Regions from separate parts of the Homo sapiens genome. Here region 1 is linked to region 2. A link is a contact called in ENCODE Hi-C or POLR2A ChIA-PET data. All regions are on one chromosome and are shown on one strand. Each heading gives the region's core, a stretch centred on a gene start or an enhancer-like site at or near the end of the contact. The rest is flanking DNA. Distances are from core to core; before and after follow the strand shown.

Region 1 (6,517 bases), core at 3,021-5,520, 580 kb after region 2:
CAGGGATAGTGGCCAGGAGTGGTGGATCATGTAATCAATCCCAGCACTTTGGGAGGCTGAGGTGGGAGGACTGCTTGAACCCAGGAGGTCGAGGCTGCAGTGAGTCGTGATCGTGCCACTGCGCTCCAGCCTGGGCGACAGAGCGAGACCCTGTCAAGAAAAAAAAAAAAAGGCCGGGCGCGGTGGCTCACGCCTGTAATCCCAGCACTTTGGGAGACCGAGGCGGGTGGATCATGAGGTCAGGAGATCGAGACCATCCTGGCTAACATGATGAAACCCTGTCTCTACTAAAAATGCAAAAAAAATTAGCCGGGCGTGGCGGCGGGCGCCTGTAGTCCCAGCTACTCGAGAGGCTGAGGCAGGAGAATGGTGTGAATCCGGGAGGCAGAGCTTGCAGTGAGACTCCATCTCTCAAAAAAAAAAAAAAAAAAAAAAAAACAATGAAAAGAAATGAAACAGAGAAAGAAAGGAAAAGAAAAGAAGAGGCTGGGTGCGGTGGCTCATGCTTGTAATCCCAGCACTTTGGGAGGCTGCAGCGGATGGATCACCTGAGGTCAGGAGTTCGAGACCAGCCTGACCAACATGGTGAAACCCTGTCTCTACTAAAAATACAAAAATTAGCCGGGCATGGTGGCACGAGCCTGTAGTCCCAGCTACTCGGGAGGCTGAGGCAGGAGAATCACTTAAACCCAGGAGGTTGAGGTTGCAGTGAGCTGAGATCACGCCACTGCCTTCCAGCCCGGGTGACAAAGCAAGACTCCGTCTCAAAAATAAAAAATAAAAATAAATAAAAAATTAAAAAAAGAAGAGAAAGAAGGGTAGTGAAAGTTCCTGCCCATGGCCAGGCGTGGTTGCTCACACCTGTAATCCCAGCACTGTGGGGGGCTGAGACAGGCAGATCACTTGAGGTCAGCGGTTCAAGCCCAGCCTGGACAATATGGTGAAACCTTGCCTCTACTAAAAATTTAAAAATTAGCCGGCTTTGGTGGCACGTGCCTGTAATCCCAGCTACTCAGGAGGCTGACGCACGAGAATCCTTTGAACTCAGGAGGCGAAGGTTGCAGTGAGCCGAGATCCCGCTACTGCACTCCAGCCTGAGCGACAGAGTGAGACTCTGTCTCAACAACAACAAAACAAAAAAAAAAAAAAAAGAAAGAAAGTTCCTGCCTCACAGGCTGCTGTGAGGATAGAGTTCATGTGTGGCACCAGCAAAAGCTCCGTCTATTCTGAACCACTTCCTGCTTCCGCAGCTTCAAAGTGAGGACTGTTCCTACCTTTTCCACAGCTGTTTCTGCTACTTGGAATGCGCCCCTCCACACACTGCTACCCATCCGTCAAAACCTCAAAGTTAATGTCCTTCCTTCTGAAGCCCATTTGTGCCATCTGCCCACTCACAGGAGTGTTTGTGTCTGATTCTGAGGGTCGTCTCGGGATTGTGGGGGAGCTCCCCAGGACTTGTTAAAGGGCAAAGTGAGTCCTTAGCCACCAGCCCCAGACTTGGGGGTGAAATACAGAAGTGGGTGCCATTGCCAGGGTAACCTTCACTCAAGTCACCTGCTCAGGCATCAAGAGCGGCTGCCTGGGCTTCTGCTCCCAACAGACCCTCCTGACCCTCCAGGCCCACCCAGGTGGCCCCCACCTCTCAGCTCCCAGGGCAGGTGCCCTCCCCGAGGCGGGGAAGAGGGGTGACGGTGGACGCCTTGGTGTCCGGTTGGACCACCTGGTTCCCTGAGGTCTGCTTTGGAAAAACATAAAGCCTTCGGTTGCTGTTTCTGTTTGTTTTCTTGTTTTGGTTTGTTGTTGTTGTTTTTTGTTTTTTTAGACAGACTCTCGCTGTGTCTGGAGTGCAGTGGCGCGATCTTGGCTGACTACAGCCTCTGCCTCCCGGGTTCAAACGATTCTCCCACCTCAGCCTCCCAAGTAGCTGGGATTACAGGCGTGCGCCACCACGCTCGGCTAATTTTTGTACTTTAGTAGAGACGGGGTTTTGCCATGTTGGCCAGGTTGGTCTCAAACTCCTGACCTCAGGTGAGGAGGCCTCCCAAAGTGCTGGGATGACAGGGGTGAGCCACCGTGCCCGGCCCGCCCAGAAATTATCTTACGCGACTGTCAAAGAGCTTATCCAACTATTATGATCAAAGAGGCATTTGGGGCCCTGGGCTCCGCTCAGCAACCAATCCCAACGTAACCACAAAGGAAGGGACAGCCGGTCCCCTCCCTGTCTGCCGCCGCCTCAGGTACCCCAGGAATAGCCTGGACATAGGAAACATGAAACTCCAGTCCCCAAGCTGTGCCTGCTGCGGAGCCTGCCACCCTCAGACCACTGGAGATCCACTGCCTCTTGCAAAAAATGTCATCACCCAGATCCTGGGTCCAACCACCCATCCCAGTCATTGTTCCCAAGGGTGAGGAGGCACCCGCCTGCCCCTCCTGCCACCTGGAATTCCAAGAACTGAGCAGGATTCCTGGCCCTGCCTGCTGAAATGCCACATGTGTCCCAAATGCCAGGACGCAGCCGGCACTTCTGTGAGGGCAAGAAGAGCAGGGAAGGAGGCCGGCTAATCTTCAGGCCCAGGGTCCGGGAGGGGAGAGGAGGGCCGCTGGGAGGCAGCCCTGCAGTCTTATCGATGGGCACTGGGGCAGGGTGACCCAGCCCATGACGCCAGCCTCCTGCCCTCCCAACAGCCCTCTCTAATCAGGGCAGCTCCCCCAGACCTAGGGGGTCCCTGACCCTGGCCAGACAGATAGAGGCAATGCAAGAACAGGGCAGAGACCCCTGACCCTCCAGTCCCACCCAGGCGGCTCCCAACTCTCAACTCCCGGAGCAGCACCCTCAAACTGCTGACGCACCAGGTTGCCCTGGCAGAACACACAGAGAGAGAGGAGGCTCTAGGGGGCCTGACTGTCCCTCAGCCATAGCTGTCCCAGTTGGTCACCCTAATAGACGAGCTCAGGCTAGACAGACTGACAAAGGAGGCGCTGAGCAGTCACCACCAACCCTCCAGAGGGTTCAGGGTGGCCCGGGGGCTCAGACAAACAAAGGCATTCCCACTAGAAAGTCATGTAGTCAGATGGTGAGGGCCCCGCAGGTCAGACAGCAGCTCTGAGGCAGACAGGGGAGGCTGGACCAAGGGACAGACAGAGGGGATACGGGGCAGTTAAACAGACAGATGGGGGAGGCTCATGGCTCAGGCAGATAGAGAAGCCCTGCACAGTTGGACAGATGGGGGAGGCACTGCACAGTCAGACAGATGGGGGAGGCACAGCACAGTCAGACGGGGGAGGCTCAGGCCATGGGGCAGAAAGACGGGGGATGCTGGATGGTGGGACAGGCAGGGGAGGCTCAGGAGTGACACCACAGAGGGGCCACTGGGTAGTCAGACAGACGGGGGAGGCTCAGGCCACGGAACAGCCAGAGGGGTGAAAACTCAGCTCATGGGGCAGACAAACAGGGGAGACTTAGGTCCCAGGCAGGCAGAGAGAGGGGGCTGGGTGGTGGGACTGATGGAGGAAGCTCAGGCCATGGGCACAGACAGACAGACAGGGGAGGTTCGGGCCAGGGGACAGACAGAGGGGTGAAAACTCAGCTCATAGGGCAGACAGATACATAGGGGAGGTTAAGGCCGTGGACAGACAGTGCAGGGAAGCTCGGGCCACGGGACAGACAGACCGAGGGGAGACTCCGATCCTGAGGCAGGCAGACGGCGGGTGGTGAGTCAGAGGGAGGAGGCGCCCGGGTCGCGGAGTCTCGGAGGGGCTGCCCGACAGGTGGCGGGGCCGGGACGCTTACCGACCAGGTGCCAGGCCTTGCGCGGGCCGTAGCGGGCGCAGCAGCTGGCGGCGCGGTCGGCCTCGTAGCCCACGAGCGGTGTGCACAGCCCGTCGGCCACCTGGCCCAGCAGCAGCAGCAGCCCCGCGCCGCGGGAGCTGTAGGCGCGCACCGAGTGCAGGTAGAGCAGCAGGTAGGTGAACCACATGGACGCGCACAGGTCGTTGAGGAAGTGGCCCACGGCGTAGCTCAGCCGCGCCACCAGGGACAGCGGCCGCGGGGACGGCGCCGCTCCGGCCGCTGGGGGTCCCGGGCCCATCGCGGCGCCGGGCCCGCGCCCCCCACCCCCGGGCTCCGCGGAGGGTACCCTGGCCAGGCCTTCTTGGGTGCCGTGGGGGCAGGCGCCGGGGACCCCCACCACGCGCCGGGCACCCCGCGTCCCGCTCTCTTACGGCCGCGCCCTCACCCACGTCCGCCGCGTCCGCCCCACGCTCGACTCTGCAGCCGCCGGGCCCCAGAGCCGGGCGACTGCGCCGGGCGGGGCAGGGCGGGGAGGTTCCGGTGCCTGAGCCAATCGGAGCCGCGCCCCGGGGAACCGCAGCCAATCGCCAAGGAGAGAGGAGAGGGGCGTGGCCGCAGGGCTCGTTCCGCCTCTACGACGGGCGCCCACGCGGTCCTAGCGCCCGCCGGGTATGAGGGCGAACCCCGAGCGCGCCGCAGGAGTGGCCGGCACCCCCATAGACTGGGGAAGGAAATGGACCAGAGGGCACCGCCGGCTCCCACCCAGACCCGGCCTCCAGGCCCGCACCACCCCAGTCCACCCGGAGCTGGACAGCCCACTGCGGGCCGGGGTGGAGCGAGTGGGACGGGCTCTGGATTTGGGGTTGGGGGGAGGTCTGAGCCCGAGCTGGCCTCGGGGTCCGCTGACTCCCCGGCCTAGAGAGACGCGATCGGGCGCGGAGAGGACGCAACAACACTAATTAATTGGTTACTAACGGTAATGATGGGGGTAATCAACATAATAGTACCAGCTGGCCTTTAACGAGCGTTGCCTGCAAAGAGCCCCACGTGGTGACGCAAATTTCACTCTCATTTTACAGGCGAGGAACAGAGTTGCCCGAGGCTCGCAGTGAGTCAGGCGTCTGTGACTCCCAGGCCTGTGCGCGCGACCCTCCCCGTCCAACCAACGTCCTCCCACAAACGGGTCACCGGACTGAGGGTTTCAAGTTCCTCCAGGGGGTGTGTGCGGTTCCCCCTAACTCAGGCCCTACTCCTTCCAGCAGCATTTTCTCTTCTTTCCTCTTTTTATTTATTTCAGAAACAGGGTCTTGAGACGGGCGCGGTGACTCACGCCTGTAATCCCAGCACTTTGGGAGGCCGAGGCGGGCGGATCACCTGAGGTCAGGAGTTTGAGACCAGCCTGGCCAACAAGGTGAAACCCGTCTCTATTAAAAATACAAAAATTAGCCGAGCGTGGTGACAGGTGCCTGTAATCCCAGCTACTTTGGAGGCTGAGGCAGGAGAATCGCTTGACCCAGGAGGCAGAGGTTGCAGTGAGCCAAGACCGCGCCATTGCACTCCAGCCTGGATAACAAGAGTGAAACGCCGCCTCAAAAAAGAAAGAAAGAAAGAAAGAAACGGTCTTGCTCTGTGGCCCAGGCTGCAGTGCATTGGTGCAATCATGGCTCACTACAGCCTCAATCTTCAGGGCTCAAGTAATCCTCCTGTCTCAGCCTCCCAGGTAGCTGGGACTACAGGCACGCATCACCACATGTGGCTAACTTTTGTATTTTTAATTTTGGAGAGACAGGGTCTCACTATGATGCTTAGGTTGACCTCAAACTCCTGGTCTCAAGCAAGCCTCCCACCCTGGCCTCCAGAAGCTCTGGGATTACAAACATGAGCCTCTGCATCGGGCGGGTCTCCAGCAGTTTTCTTTCTTTCTTTCTCTCTCTCTCTCTCTTTTTGAGATGGAGTCTCCGTCTGTCACCCAGGCTGGAGTGCTGTGTTGCAATCTCAGCTCACTGCAGCCTCTGCCTCCCGAGTTCCAGCGATTCTCCTGCCTCAGCCTCCCGAGTAGCTGGGACTACGAGCACCCACCACCACGCCCAGCTAATTTTTGTATTTTTAGTAGAGACGGGGTTTCCCCATATTGGCCAGGCTGGTCTCAAACTCCTGAACTGAAGTGACCCACCCGCCTTGGCCTCCCAAAGTGTTGGGATTACAGTCACGAGCCACCGCGCCCGGCCTACAGCAGTATATTTGGCCTTGCAGTCTGCAGTGAGGTATGATTGCACCACTGCACTCCAACCTGGGCAACAGCAAGACCCCAGCTCTAAAACAAAACAAAACAAAACAAAAGGTCCTTGCAGTATGGAAGGAGAATCGTTGGATCCAGACTTGGTTCCACTGATTCTCTGCTGCTCCACTTGGGACAAGTCTTTTTTTTTTTGAGACGGAGTCTGGCTCTGTCGCCCAGGCTGGAGTGCGGTGGCACGATCTCAGAACACTGCAACCTCCGCCTCCTGGGTTCAAGAGATTCTCCTTCCTCAGCCTGCTGAGTAGCTGGGATTACAGGTGCCCGCCAACACGCCCGGCTAATTTTTGTAATTTTATTTTTATTTTATTTTTTTTTTTTTTTGAGACGGAGTCTGGCTCTCTCGCCCAGGCTGGAGTGCCCTGGCGCGATCTCAACTCACTGCAAGCTCCACCTCCCGGGTTCACGCCATTCTCCTGCCTCAGCCTCCG
Region 2 (6,090 bases), core at 309-2,808:
TGCCTCCCAAAGTGCTGGGATTACAGGCGTGCACCACAGCACCTGGCCCAACGTGGTGATTTCTAAGTAGGGAGCTGAGGGAGTAAGGAGCCAGCCGGTGGCTGTCTGAGAGAGACTGTCCCTGGCAGAGTGAACTGCTAATGCCAGTACCAGGTCCTGGGCCAAACAGAAAGAAACGGGCTCTCACTCCAGAACTGCAGCTTGACCACTATATATATAATATATATACTTTATATATATTATAGCTATATATTTTTTTGAGATGGAGTCTTGCTCTGTTGCTCAGACTGGAGTGCAGTGGCACGATCATAGCTCACTCCAGACTCAACCTCCTGGGCTTACGCCATCCTCCTGCCTCAGCCTCCCCAGTAGCTGAGACTACAGGTGCATGACCACCACACTTGGCTAATTTTTAAATTTTTTGTAGAGACGCGGTGTCACTGTGTTGCCCAGGCTGGTCTCCAACTCCTGGCCTCAAGCAATCCTCCCACCTCAGCCTTCCAAAATGCTGGGATCACAGGTGTGAGCCATGGTGACTTGGCTTCATATTTTGAATAGGCCAAAACAAAACTCCGAAATCCCCTTACTCCTATCCCCACGACCCCACACAGCAGGTTTCTCTCGCTCTGCAGCAACCCACTTACCTCTCGGAAATCATCCCAGGCCTGTTCGGAGTGCACGCAGCCCCGTTAGCCTCCCTGGCTGCTCCTGTAACCAGCCCAGCTCTGCCTGAGAGGTTCCGCTATTCCCTCCGTCTGGAATACCCACCACTCTCTCCCACCCCGCGCTTGCATCCGGCAATACTGTATCAGCCTCAGGGCCTCTGCTGTCCCGCTTTCTGCTCTCAGAGCCTTTGTCACTGGGCTGGAAGAGCAGTTGGGAAAATTCGGTGATAAATGCATAGCCCGGGGCTGGGACCATCAAGGGGACCCAGTAAGTTGGCTCCAGAAAGAGGACTTGAAGCTTCGTTTGCATTGCACGTTATTTAATATTGAGGAAAATGTAATTAGCCCGTATCTAAGAATTGGGGTGACAGCGCTAAAGATTGAACCCACCCACCTCCCACTCCTCACCTCCAGCCATAAGCCACTTCCGGACAAGGCTAAAAATGCGTAAAACAATGCAACTACTCGCCACCTATCCCTGCCCAAGTTCCAGCCTCTGAGCCTCAAGCCCCACGCCCTCCTAAATATCCCCGCCCCCGCTGGGACCCCAAATTGCCTATAGCTCTGCAAGTCCGCCCTTCCCGGCAGCGGGACCGAAAGGGTAAAGCAGAGGCTCCCGGCTCGCTGAGTGACAGCATGGCCGGCGGCCGGGGAGAGCCGACCAATCAGGGAGGGCGTACGCGACCCACGTGCGTAAACGGCCTCGCTATTGGCCGGCGCCGCCAGAGGCCTGCCCCCCCCGGAGCCCGAACCCACGTGCAGCTACTGCGCCTTCATTGATCTGCTTCGCGGTCCAGGTGGCGGCTGGGTGGGGCCTGGGCGGGACGGGGCGGGGACAAGGCGGGACGAGGCGGGGCCCGATGGGTCAAATGGCCCCCGGTGGGGGAAGGAGGAGTTTCCTCTTGGCCTGAACTTGGCTGACCTCCGCAGCTTCCGCCCGGTGAGGGACGTGAGTTGCCAGGCGTGTTCTAGGGGGCTGGGGGGACTCCAGGATTCCCGGCCGGGGAAGGGGCTGCAGGGGCGTGGAGGGGCAGGACTGAGGCAAGGAAGAAGCTGGGTGCTGCAGCAGGGATGGAGGTGGAGAGAGGTCGTTTCTTCTGTCTGATGAATTCCGCCTAATGCACCTGGCTAACTCCTAGTCATCCTTCAAAACCCCTTTCTAGTGATCTCCCTGCGCTTTAGGAAATTGTCTCAAAACTAAGGTTGAGCTTTGGCGACCTTCCCTGGGCTCCCCCGTCCCTGACTGCCCCCAGCAGGGAGTGTATGTGCACTATCCACCCCAGCCTCCTAGGGTGAGGCCTGGGAGGCAAGGCTCAGTTCTTTCTGGGTCCCCGCCCCCATGAATCTGGGCAGCTGGAGGCATTGATAAGTGAGGACAGGACCTAGGGAACGCATGGGAGAACCGCAGGATTGGGTCCCTGGAGACTTACCAAACTGGGAGGTGCGGGTGGGGTAACGGGTGCCTTGCTTCCCTGGCACTGCCTTATTTTCTGTCCCTCAAGACCTGCCGTCTCCTTGTTGTTTTAGACTCTGGCTAAAGTCTTGGAGGCTACTGCCTTGAAGATGACCTCTAGGGACCAGCCCAGACCCAAGGGCCCCCCGAAAAGCACTTCGGTGAGGAGGGCATGTGGTGGGATCAGCCCTCAAGGGAAACCCGGGCCCAATGTGGTTCTGCCCCTTTTCCACCTGTGACCTGGGCTGGCCCCGCCCAGGCCTCGCAGCTGAAGACAATACTGGTCGCTGCTACACTCAAGACAGGTGCCAAGGAGCCGTGTTTTTTAAAAAAAATTAAGTGTAGGCTGGACACTGTGGCTCACAACTGTAATCTCAACATTTTTGGAGGCCGAGGCAGGAGGACCACTTGAGCCCAGGAGTTTGAAACCAGCCTGGACAACGTAGTGAGACCCTGTCTCTGTAAAAAATAAAACTAGAAGAATCAGCTGGGCCTAGTGACGTGGGCCTGTAGTTGCAGCTACTTGGGAGGCTGAGGCAGAGGGTTGGCTTGAGCCCAAGGAGTTTGAGGCTGCAGTGAACTATGATGGTGCCACTGCACTCCATCCTTGGTGACAGTGAGATCCCATCTAAAAAAAAATGTAGCATCTAATCACATATGTGATAAAAACACAGGAACACATCATGTATTTGGTTGATGTTTTACAAGCAATCCCCGCTCCCTGCACTTTGCGTCCCAGAGATGACCATTTGTAAATTTAGGCTCTCAGGGCTGAGCAGACGTTTTTTTTTGTAAAGGAGTCAGATGAGGGATATTTTGTTTTGAGACTTTATGATTTTATTATGTTTGAGACGGAGTCTCACACTCACCTCGGCTGGAATGCAATGGCGCAATCTCAGCTCACTGCAACCTCTGCCTCCCGGGTTCAAGTGATTCTCCTGCCTCGCCTCCCGAGTAGCTGGGACTACAAGCACCTGCCACCATGACCACCAAATTTTTCTTGTATTTTTAGTAGAGACTGGGTTTCACCATGTTGGCCAGGCTGGTCTCGAGCTCCTGACCTCGTGATCTGCCTGCCTCAGCCTCCCAAAGTGCTGGGGTTATAGGTGTGAGCCACCACACTTGGCCAAGAGACTTTATTTTATTGAGTCTTGCTCTTGTTGCCCAGGCTGGAGTGCAGTGGCGCGATCTCGGCTCACTGCAACCTCCACCTCCCAGGTTCAAGTGATTCTCCTGCCTCAGCCTCCCGAGTAGCTGGGATTACAGGTGCGCGCCACCACGCCCGGCTAATTTTTGTATTTTCAGTAGAGACGGGGTTTTGCTGAGTTGCCCAGGGTTGTCTCAAACTCCTGACCTCAGGTGTTCTGCTCACCTCGGCCTCCCAAAGTGCTGGGATTACAGGCATGAGCCACCTTGCCCGGACTTTTATTTTTAAAAATATTTTGTGCTTCTATTTTCATCACAAGAATGTGGTGAACATTTTAGACTTTAGGCCAAAGTGCAAAATGGAAGATGCTCTTTACTGAAATAAGAGAGGCCGGGCGCGGTGGTTCATGCCTGTCATTCCAGCACTTTAGGAGGCCGAGGCGGGTAGATCATGAGGTCAGGAGGTTGAGACCAGCCTGGCCAAGATGGTGAAACCCCATCTCTACTAAAAATACAAAAATAAGCCAGGTGTGTTGCCGGGGGCGGGCGGGGGAGGGGGGCGCGGGCGCATGTAATCCCAGCTACTCGGGAGGCTGAGGCAGGAGAATCGCTTGAACCCGGGAGGCAGAGTTTGCAGTGAGCTGAGATTGTGCCACTGCACTCCAGCCTGGGCGACAGAGCAAGACTCGGTTTCCAAAAAAAAAAAAAAAAGCAAAAACCACAATTACTTTTGCACCAACCTAATGCCTATGCCATGTTGAGGTGGAGACCGGGGGTCTTGGGTGTTGGAGCATTGTAAGTTTTATGTAACCTTGCTTTGACCTTTCCAGCCTTGTCCTGGGATCTCGAACTCTGAGAGCTCTCCGACGCTGAATTATCAGGGCATTCTAAATCGGCTCAAGCAGTTCCCCAGGTGAGAGCAATTCCAGGGGCCGGAGGTCTCACGCTGGGAAGGAGCCCCACCTGGCCTCTCTCCCGGGGGTCCTAGTGAGTGGTCTAGAGGCTGCTGGCCCAAGAGCCAGGCTCAGGAACAGGAAGCCATGCAGATACCCAGCATGGAGAACCCGGCAATACCCATCCCAGCTTTTGATTAAACAAAATTACCAACAAATATTAAAATTTTGATTTTCCTGTTCGACATGGATTTGTTGGCATTCAATTTTATTGTTGAAAAATACTGCAACGGCTGGGTATGGTGGCTCGCACCTGTAATCCCAGCACTTTGGGAGGCGGAGGCGGGCGGATTGCTTGAGGTCAGGAGATCAAGATCAGCCTGGCCAACATGGTGAAACCGCGTCTCTACAAAAAATACAAAAATCAGCCAGGCTTGGTGGTGGGTGCCTGTAATCCCAACTACTTGGGAAACTGAGGCAGGAGAATCTCTTGAACCCAGGAGGCGGAGGGTTGCAGTGAGCCAGGATCACACCATTACACTCAAGCCTAAGGCTACAGAGTGAGACTCGGTCTTTAAAAAAAAAAAAAAAAAAAAGTACTGCATGGGCTGGGTGCAGTGGCTTGCACTTGTAATCCCAGCACTTTGGGAGGCAGAGGCAGGAAGATCGCTTGAGCCCGGAGTTCAATACCAGCCTTGGCAACATAGCGAGATGCCATCTCTTAAAAAATAAAAAAAATCTAGCTGAGTGTGGTGGTGCACACCTGTAGTCCCAGCTACTCAGGAGACTGAGGCAGGAGGATCATCTGAGCCCAGGAATTGGAGGCTGCAGTGAGCCATGATTGTACCACTGCACCCTAGCCCGGGCAACAGGGTGAGATTCTGTTTAAAAAAAAAAAAATTGAAGAAAGTGGCGGGGCGCGGTGGCTCAAGCCTGTTGTAATCCCAGCACTTTGGGAGGCCGAGGTGGGCGGATCACCTGGAGTCAGGGGTTTGACACCAGCCTGGCCACCATGGTGAAACACTGTTTCTATTAAAAATACAAAAAAATAGCTGGGTGTGGTGGCAGGTGTCTGTAATCCCAGCTACTCGGGAGGTCGAGGCAGGAGGATCTCTTGAACCCAGGAGGCGGAGGTTGCAGTGACACTGCACTCCAGCCTGGGTGACAAGAGTGAGACTCTGTCTCAAAAAAAAAAAAAAAAGAATATACTGCATTAAAATCTTACTGAACTTCTTGACACTGCCTTAAATTTGGCTTCTGGAGCCAGTGCCTTCCAGCTTCATTGAGACCCTCCCTAGGGGTTGAGGGTGGGGCTCACTCTGGGGAGGGAGTCCTGAAGCCACAGGTCTTCCAGCCTGTCCTCCTTCCCCCTCAGGTTTTCTCCTCATTTTGCTGCGGAGTTGGAGAGCATTTACTACTCGGTGAGCCAGACCCAGGCAGCCCCAACCAAGGAGGGCCCCACTGGGACAAGCTGAGGCCCTGGTTTCCCGGCCCTGCCTCCTGAGTGCCCTAGAGAGGTTCTTTTCCGCCAAGCACTGTGCCTCACGCCTGTAATCCCAGCACTATGGGAGGGCGAGGCAGGTGGATCACCTGAGGTCAGGAGTTGGAGACCAGCCTGGCCAACATAGTAGAGACCCTGTCTCTACTAAAAATACAAAAATTAGCCGGGCATGGTGGCAGGTGCCTGTACTCCCAGCTACTCGGGAGGCTGAGGCAGGAGAATCGCTTGAGCCCAGGAGGCAGAGGTTGCGGTGAACTGAGATCACACTGTACTGCAGCCCAGGTAACAGAGCAAGACTCTCTCTGAGGAAAAAAAAGGTAGGGACCATACATCAGTGTAGTAAGAAAGTAAAAGAGAAAACAAGGTGAAAACAAAAATTTAAGGTGGGGGAGTAGGGGCCAGAGAGGTAGAGCAGCTTGCCCAGGGTCACAC

What was found. Hi-C counts contacts between places; a loop is a spot of excess contacts on that map. ChIA-PET counts read pairs that join two places held with the same protein, here RNA polymerase II (POLR2A). Pooled maps may share reads with other maps.
Region 1: a pooled map shows a loop between it and region 2 (7-fold over the local background). The contact joins the promoter of MFSD12 here to the promoter of TLE6 in region 2. A Hi-C loop is called at or near these places in 1 of 37 single-sample maps with no recorded cell type and 4 of 50 pooled maps. POLR2A ChIA-PET finds 5 or more read pairs at or near these places in 1 of 52 experiments (WTC11).

What each region holds. Positions count from the first base shown.
Region 1 is chr19:3,553,316-3,559,832 of GRCh38, forward strand. MFSD12 (major facilitator superfamily domain containing 12) reads right to left here and starts at 4,271. Exons shown (of 10, transcript NM_174983.5): 1 at 3,791-4,271. The coding sequence starts at 4,088. RefSeq lists silencers at 3,697-3,866, 4,047-4,116, 4,157-4,706 and an enhancer at 4,816-5,110.
Region 2 is chr19:2,976,006-2,982,095 of GRCh38, forward strand. TLE6 (TLE family member 6, subcortical maternal complex member) reads left to right here and starts at 1,559. Exons shown (of 17, transcript NM_001143986.2): 1 at 1,559-1,605; 2 at 2,193-2,279; 3 at 4,095-4,177; 4 at 5,533-5,578. The coding sequence starts at 2,229. RefSeq lists a silencer at 1,281-1,590.